2 separate regions of the Mus musculus genome follow, and region 2 is linked to region 1. A link is a contact called in ENCODE Hi-C or POLR2A ChIA-PET data. All regions are on one chromosome and are shown on one strand. The core of a region is the stretch at or near the end of the contact, and the rest is flanking DNA. Distances in the headings are between cores, read along the strand shown. Region 1 holds the start of Dynlrb1 (dynein light chain roadblock-type 1). Region 2 holds the start of Map1lc3a (microtubule-associated protein 1 light chain 3 alpha).

Region 1 (4,076 bases), core at 433-2,932:
TCATAACTCTAAGTATCTGATATGTGATCCCTGTGTGCTGAGACCCACAGGTTGATAACCACTGTCTAGGTGATGCCAGTCTGTTTCCTTCTCAGTTGCTTAGTTTTCTGGGACTAAAAAAAGTAATTAAAAGCACTGGATATTCTTCCATATAGGAGTGAATTTGACTCCCAGCACTTATATGGTGGCTCACAGGCATCAGTAAATCCAGTCCCCATCTGATGCCTCTCCAGGCACATTATACATAGACATGTATTCACTAAGCAGCAGGCTGCAGCTGTCAAAATGGCTGCACCTCTGCTCCTGCCTCAGCCTATAGCCCTCACTGGAGCTGCCTCAGCCATCAGGAGGTACCCCTGGTACCATGTCCTCTCTGGCCTCCCCAAACATCTCAACAGTGATGGCAGCTGCCTGCAGTTGGGAAGGCCTTCCCATCCTAGCTCAATGGTCCTGATGAAGGAAAAGGGGGGCAAAAAAACCCCACCAATGCCTGGACAGGAAAACCTACCAATCCCAGAGCTCCCCCAAATCCCAACCAATTCTCACTCTGGAAATCTCTGCCCTGAGAAGCTCTGCCACCTAAGAAATCCTACTTAAGACTTCTTCTTTGTTTGGTGTCCTGCTGCCCACTTCCCAGAGCAGAGACAGCCACCCCAGGATTCATCCCTCCACACCCTGGATTTGTCCCTGCAATGAGACTCCTGAACTACCCGGCTCAGCTGGGGATACCCTCCCTGCTGTTGAGGAGACTTCCTCTCAGAGTTGTGTGCTTCCTGGCCCCGTGTCTCAGTATGCCCTTCCATGGGACACCTTCTCCCCTCAGAGCTGTGTGGTTCCTGGGCTTCCGTGGAGTGCCCACGAAACCCTTCTTTAGCAGCAGGAACACTTAACAATACATACAAGCAAAACACTACTTATATACATAAAATATTTAACTTTAAAAACAAAAATAGCTTGGGCGTTTTATATCCTAAGCTGCCCTCCAACTTCAAATCCTTTTGCTTTTGCCTTCGCCTTCCCAGAGCTGGAATTGCAAGCGTGCATCCGTTGTAAATAAAATTCTGAGGTTTGGTTTAACGACGGAAAAGGCCTTATAAATTCTGTACACTTGTGAGGGTTGAAAGCACCACCCTGACCCCCGTGGGGTGGACCTCGCCGGTACCTGACCCCAACGCCAAACTGAACCCACAGGCAGCAGTCAAGCCTGCAGAGTTCGAATCCCGGGGATCGCTGCCTTAGGATTCCAAGTGTGAAGATGGCCCTAATGGCCGTACCTACTTCCCAGAGCGGAGGAGGAAAGGCCATGCACGTAAGCGCTTACGCCCAGGGTGCCTGCCATATGCCGGACTTCAGAAAACGTCGCAGCCCGGCCGGGGTCTCCCAACACTGACCAAAAAGCAAAACTGTACTCGAGCCGGAGGGCGGGCCTCCGGGGCGACCCCTCACAGACCAGCTTCCGGTCGCTCCGCCTCGGCTGGGACTAAAGGCCCGCATCCCCGGGTCCCGCGGGGCGACGCCCAACGACCAGAACCCCTACCGGGGGATGGTCACGCCGGGTGGCCGCAGCCCGCTACCGCCGCCTTGGGTGGACACTCACCATCTCGGACGGATCCTGCAGCTCCGAATCGCCAACACTTAGCCGCGTTCCCCGCCCTTCTGAGCCTGCGCACAGTCCTTTGTGGAGACGGACAGATCGAGCAGCCTATCAGGAGCCAGCAGTGATGGGCGGGCTGACGGGAGTCAACGAAGCAAGGACTCAACCCTTTGGGAAAGAAGGAAGCTGCTGTGGAGAATTTCCTCTCCATCGGTGAGGACGAGTTGTCATGTCTTGGCGTGTTTTCAGTATTCAATCCAGGTCCCTGGGCTGAGGCCAACTGTTGCTGAACTAATTCCCTTTGGCCCAGATTGAGGCAGAGAGCAGGAACCTAAATGAGCTGAGGACATGGGCAGCCCCGAGGTTGGGCATCTCATGAACAAGCTCTGGGATGAATTAGTCAAGGCTGTCCTGGGCGTGTAAGATGTGGGGTCGCGAGCTCCACCGCATGCCTGTGTTTCTTGAAAGAAACTTTTTTTTTTTTTTTTTTTTTTTTACTTCTTTGCCCTGCCAGTTTCTCACCTCTTTAGAGGACCAGTTCTCCCAAAGACCTGTCTTGTCCTCTGGTCATTGTGTACTCTTGCAGGCTATGAAAAATATCCGGGTTTCTAGCAGAAAACCTAGCTTAAAACACTGGCATGTAACGAACCTTTGTCGCAGGAAAGTCGCATAGCTTACTTCAATAGCCTCACTGTGTGATTGGCACCTCCACTTTCTTCACGAACGTTTCTTCCCGCAATGGGACTTGCTGACACCAAGCCTGATGATCTGCTTCCAGAGTTTCATGGCAAGTACCTTTTCCTCAGTGAGGTTTGCATTAAGAGTGCAGCAGGCATCACTAAATCAGACCAAGGATAACGGTATCTGTATTGATGTCCTGTGCACCTAGTATGATGGACTAAGGGAACATGACCTCCCTGGCATTTGCCACTAAAATCCAATCTTAAGAAAATTAAACCCATATTGAGGGATATTCTCTAAGGCAATCGTCTTCAACCCTCCTAATACTCTGATTTTTATTTATTTATTTATTTATTTATTTTTGTTTTTCGAGACAGGGTTTCTCTGTATAGCCCTGGCTGTCCTGGACCTCACTTTGTAGACCAGGCTGGCCTCGAACTCAGAAATCCACCTGCCTCTGCCTCCGGAGTGCTGTGATTAAAGGCGTGCGCCACCACGCCCGGCATACTCTGACCTTTTAATTCAGTTCCTCAGGTTGTGGTGACCCCCAACCATACAATGATTTCGTAGCTACTTCATGACTAATTTTGTTACTGTTATGAGTTGTAATATAAATATCTGATATTCAGGATATCTGATATGCTACCCCAAAGGGGTCATGACCCACCCACATGTTGAGAACCACTGCTCCATGGCATTGAACAGCACTCTCTCCAAAAGGATGTACTGGGCTGAGGAGGATCTCAAAGTCAATCAGGTCTGGTTGGCACACAGCTGTAATCTCAGCACCTGGAAGGCTGAAGCAGGATAGCAGGTTCTAGGCCAGCTTGAGCTTCACAGATGGATGCTTGTCTCCAAAGCAGAAACATAAGCAACCCCCAACAAAACAAAATCTCAAGGTCATGAAAGATGATGAATGGCCACAATGAGAACAGTGGACTCTGAGTAGGGGGTGTAATTAAGGTGCTACCACACTACTTTGTTAGTTTCGATAACTGTACCAGATCAGCTGGGGCAATGCTGGAGAAAGCTAGATTTTAAAAGTGCAGGCAACTCTAAAATTTCCTCAAAATAGCTTTTTAAAGGGCCATTAGTACATGCCTTTAACACCAGCATTCAGGATTTCTGTAAGTTTGATGGCAGCCTAATTTTCATAGCTTCAGGACAACCTGGATTACAAAGGCTGTCTCAAAGCGGAGAGGGCTACTGGCTAAGAGCACTTGGTGCTCATACTGGGGACCTGGGTTAAGTTTCCAGAACACACATGGTGGCTCATGGATTGTATGTTGAGTGTGGTGTCTGCAAAGACTGGAGGTGGGGTGTAACGGTGCACACTTTAGGGAGGCAGAAGCAGGCAGACCTCTGCTCTGGAGGCTAGCTTCATCTACAGAGAAAGAAAGGGCCAGGGCAGCAGGGCTACTCAGGAAAACCACTTAAAAAGCTATCATAAACAAAGAAATGGTTACTGAACACTGGAAATAATGTACAATGTCCCTCACCTCCAGGTCTTCATTCCAAATAATTGTAGAAGTGCTAGTGTGAATGAACCCCTAGACATCCGGGGAATTAGTTAGAACAAGGACTGTCTTGGAGTCTGAATAGACAGTAAGATTGAGTTGCCTATGGGAAGAAGGGCTCCCACTTATAATAGCAATATATTATAAAAGGGTTTTGGAGTAAGACAAAAATCCTGGATTCAGCCGGGCGTGGTGGCACACGCCTTTAATCCCAGCACTGGGCAGGCAGAGGCAGGTGGATTTCTGAGTTCGAGGCCAGCCTGGTCTACAAAGTGAGTTCCAGG
Region 2 (4,076 bases), core at 885-3,384, 40 kb before region 1:
GGGCCAGAAGCTGGGCCAGGTCCCTCATCCAGAGTTGCCAGCAGGCGCGTCCTCAGGCAGAAGAAGTTCAAGTCCAGGGTCACAAATCTCTGGCACCAAAGGGGACTCATAGCTGGCAACAAGGCCCATGGGGAGAAGCTAGGAGCACCCCACTTGGACCCCCACTTTGTGACTGTGCACAGAAAGGAAGCAGCCGGTGAGCAGGGCTTTATAGGTTGTGACTACTTAATAAATGTGTGGATCTTTTTTTTTTCATTGTTGTTCTGATGACATGTATTCCTGGAGTGGAGTGAGCTTGGCCCCCTAATACTACGTGCTATCCTGTACTAAGGAGTGGGTTTCTGGGAACACGCGTCTGTCTCTGTGTGTGAACACAGTCACCTAGCAGCCCTCCCTGCTCCCAAACAAGCAGCTGGAGGCAAAGGGCCAGGCAGGCCTGAGCAGTCTTTATTCTTTCTGCAGAGGAAATGACCACAGATCCATACACCGAGTCAGGACAAGGGGAGCCAGCCTTTCAGGGGTGGGGCAGGTCCTGGCAGGAGGCAAAGCCTCAGGTGGATGAGGGGCAAGATGGGCAGACAGGCAAGGGCCTAACAAAATGACAAACCCCACAGAGCAGGGATGCTGCTCCCCACCCACTCCCAACCCAGCCAGCACCCAAAAGAGCAACCCGAACATGACTGGCCCAGGACCTACCCAGGATGTGGTAGGCTGGCTGGTGGCCCCTACCTGGGGGGGGGAGTGGGTGTCACATCTCTGCCTAATCCACTGGGGACTGAAATAGCTTAGTTTAGGAGCCAGGACCTCCCTGGGGAGAACCTGACCAGAACTCCCAGCCACCCCCCTCCCCTCCTCTTGACTCAGAAGCCGAAGGTTTCTTGGGAGGCGTAGACCATGTAGAGGAATCCGTCTTCATCCTTCTCCTGTTCATAGATGTCAGCGATGGGTGTGGAGACGCTCACCATGCTGTGCTGGTTGACCAGCAGGAAGAAGGCCTGCGTGGGGTTGAGTTGCAGGCGGCGCCTGTGGAGGCAGGCAGGCATGCCAGGTGAGGAGGCTGCCTGCTGGAGGCCTAGGTGACCCTCCCAAAATGTTACTGAACCTTCACTTTCGGTCCATCTCAGCCAGAGGCTCTCACCTCTACTGAAGCTCGTCCCAACCCCGACCTTGGTCTTTTCCAGCCTCCTAGAACAGGGGCCCGGTGTCCCAAATCAGTCCCCTCGCCCCACTCCATCCCTTCTTGTGGAACCTGACCCTGCCCCACCCAAGGCCTGTAGGAGGCTGCCCACGCACCGGATGATCTTGACCAACTCGCTCATGTTAACATGGTCTGGGACCAGAAACTTGGTCTTATCCAGGACAGGCAGCTGCTTCTCACCCTTGTAGCGCTCGATGATCACCTGGAGTGGAGTGGGCGGGGGACTCGTAAGCCAAGGGCGGGACCTGGCAGGGCAGGGCGTGGCTGGGGGGTGCTAGAGACTCACCGGGATCTTACTGGGGTGCTGGTCGCGGATCTGCTGCACCTCCTTACAGCGGTCGGCTGCGGACAGAGCTCTGTGTGAGGCCCAGCGGTGCTGAGGCCTCCCGCGACTCCGCCTCGCTGATCCCCGAGGGGCGGCTCCCGGCCCGCCCCGCCCCAGCGCCCGCCCCCGGGGCCGTCGGCCCCGCAGCCCTCCACCGGGGGGACGCGGTAGGGAGGCGGGCGACCCTGCCAGGCCTTGCGGCCTCTCCACCCGGGGTCCGGCCGGCCGGTGCCTGACGTCATGGGGCTGACGTCACCTGCGGCAATCGGGGTCGACTGGCACCCCCATCCCTCGATCCCCGATGGCAGTTCGCCCCCCAGGGCCTCACCGAAGCTGCGCCGCTGCTTGAAAGGCCGGTCGGAGGGCATCGCGCGGGCCCGGCGGGGCGCGCAGCCGGGGCTCCGGGGTGCGCGGCTCAGAGATGCGTCTGCGGTTCGGCGCGCCGGGGGCTCCGGGGCTCGAGCTCAAGGGCTGCGGGGCTCGCGCTGAGCCTGGCGGTGGCGGCTGCGGGAGGTAACTCGCCTGGGTGACGTCAGGTCACAACATTCCTTAAAGGGGAGGCCGGCGCGCCGCTCCCATTGGGCCGACGGAAAACCCGCCTGCCTGGACCTGTGACGCCACGGCGCAGACAGCCCGGATTCCCGGCGCAGGTCGTAAGGAGGCGGAGCTCCAGGGCGCGTCACAGTTCTGTGACGTCACGATGGCAAGCTCCTCTCTTTGGCGCCACAGACTCAGAAGCCAGGCATTTGTCGCCTCCATCCAGTCTCTCGACGCTGCGGAGTAGTTCACCGCACCTTCATCGAGTTTAGCATTCGAGAAGGAAGGTGGAGCGGGGAGAGGATGGAACACCCAGAGTTTTAAAATTTTTAATGTGTCTGTAAGTGTATGCCCGCGGATGCAGAACATAGCATCGGATTTCCTTAGGCTGGAGTTAATCGCACTGCTGGGAATCAAGCTTAGGTCCTCTGAAATAATAGCAAGGGCTCTTAATTGTCGAACCATTGCTCCAGACCCCCCACCCAGGCTTTCAAAGAATTCTGGAACAACCATAGAAAGCATAGATTTCCAGAGTGAGGTTGGTTAATAGGTGGTTTAGATAAAGCAGGAGAGAATCGCTGAATGGGGGGGCTATATCAGAAGTGGTTAACCATGAGATGGAGAACATTCGGAACTGACAACACGCGAAGTCAGATTTTACAGGTAGAGCCCCTTGGTAGGATAGAAAGAAGTATGGTCTGGGAATGTTACCGAGGGTCAGGGTAGGATACTTGCCTAGCAGATGGAAGGCTTAAGTTCAGTATCTCAGGTTTTGCGGGAGGTGGAGGGGATAGAGGGACTGGACGGACACGGAGAGGCGGCCCCTTGAAGAACTTTAAAAATCGATTGAAAGCCAGAATCAATGCCAGATGTAGCTGGCTCTCATTTGTAGTCCTAGCTCTATGGGAGTTTGAGGCAGGAGGATGGGCTAGAGTTGAAGTAAGGAAGAAAAAAGATAAAACAAAAGAATTTACAAAGGACCATTGTTTGAAAAAAAAAGTTAGTTTGTACTTCAGAAACATACAGCTCAAAGGGAAGAAATTTGATGGGAACCAAGTTAACAGATGCACGCTTGAGTAATTCTAAACAACTGCTTATGGACAGAAATGGTAGTGATTGGTACAAAAACAAGCTGCTAAGGTAACAAGAATTCAGCTGAGATTGCCTTAAAGAGGCTGGGTGGCGGTGCCTCCTTAACCCCAGCTCTGTGGGCAGAGACGGGATGGTCTCTTGAGTTCAAGGCCAGCCTGGTCTAGATAGTGAGACCTTGTGTTTTGGGTTTTGTTTTGCTTTTTAAATGTCTTAGGGAGCTGGATTTGTTTGGAAAGATATTATTGTCTGCTTGGTCAGGTAGGGTGCTTGCCCGCAAGCATGAGGATGTGGGTTCAATTTTCGGAATATGTTAGATCCTAGAGGCTCCACCTACAAAGGGATTCAACCAGGCCTTATATCCCATCTCTACCTTCTCCAGGCAGCTCAATGCCTGGTATGTGGCAGCCCCAAATTAGGGTGGGGCGGTAGGATTACTTCCCTAAATTATGACCTTAAGTCCTATTTAGTGCCTTCACTAACCTTAGACACCTTCCCCTACAAGAAAATCTGTTAGTGCAAGGATTAGCCTTTGTTTTGAGGTTTCTGCAATGTTCTGGCTTCCCTTTCAGCAAGTGACAGGATTACTAAATCTGTCTCAGGACATCTCTCTACTGAATCCGAGAAGAATTTTTTTTAATATTTTAAATATTAAAATATTTTCTGTCTATGGTGGTAGAAGAACAACTTCCACACAGCAAATAGATAAATGTAAAAAAAAAAAAAAAAAAGACACAGCAGGAAAGATCATTAAGAGAATAGAAATGGGGCTGGAGAGATGGCTCAGGGGTTAAGAGCACTGACTCCTCTTCTAGAGGTCCTGAGTTCAAATCCCAGCAACCACATGGTGACTCGCAACCATCAGGAATAAGATCGGATGCCCTCTTATGGTGTGTCTGAAGACAGCTACAGGGTACTCACATATAC

The links. Hi-C counts contacts between places; a loop is a spot of excess contacts on that map. ChIA-PET counts read pairs that join two places held with the same protein, here RNA polymerase II (POLR2A).
Region 2: a map of left cerebral cortex shows a loop between it and region 1 (4-fold over the local background). The contact joins the promoter of Map1lc3a here to the promoter of Dynlrb1 in region 1. A Hi-C loop is called at or near these places in 8 of 37 maps with a recorded cell type or tissue (T-helper 2 cell, adrenal gland, gastrocnemius and 2 more). POLR2A ChIA-PET finds 5 or more read pairs at or near these places in 4 of 5 experiments (Patski and embryonic stem cell).

Annotation. Positions count from the first base shown.
Region 1 is chr2:155,234,139-155,238,214 of GRCm38, reverse strand. Dynlrb1 (dynein light chain roadblock-type 1) reads right to left here and starts at 1,682. Exons shown (of 4, transcript NM_025947.3): 1 at 1,598-1,682. The coding sequence starts at 1,600. Gm52565 (a long non-coding RNA gene) reads left to right here and starts at 1,712. Exons shown (of 2, transcript XR_003954076.1): 1 at 1,712-1,807.
Region 2 is chr2:155,274,422-155,278,497 of GRCm38, reverse strand. Map1lc3a (microtubule-associated protein 1 light chain 3 alpha) reads right to left here and starts at 2,134. Exons shown (of 4, transcript NM_025735.3): 1 at 1,852-2,134; 2 at 1,485-1,540; 3 at 1,294-1,400; 4 at 425-1,023. The coding sequence starts at 1,891. The coding sequence ends at 861. It overlaps Pigu (phosphatidylinositol glycan anchor biosynthesis, class U), which reads left to right. Exons shown (of 12, transcript NM_001004721.1): 12 at 1-246.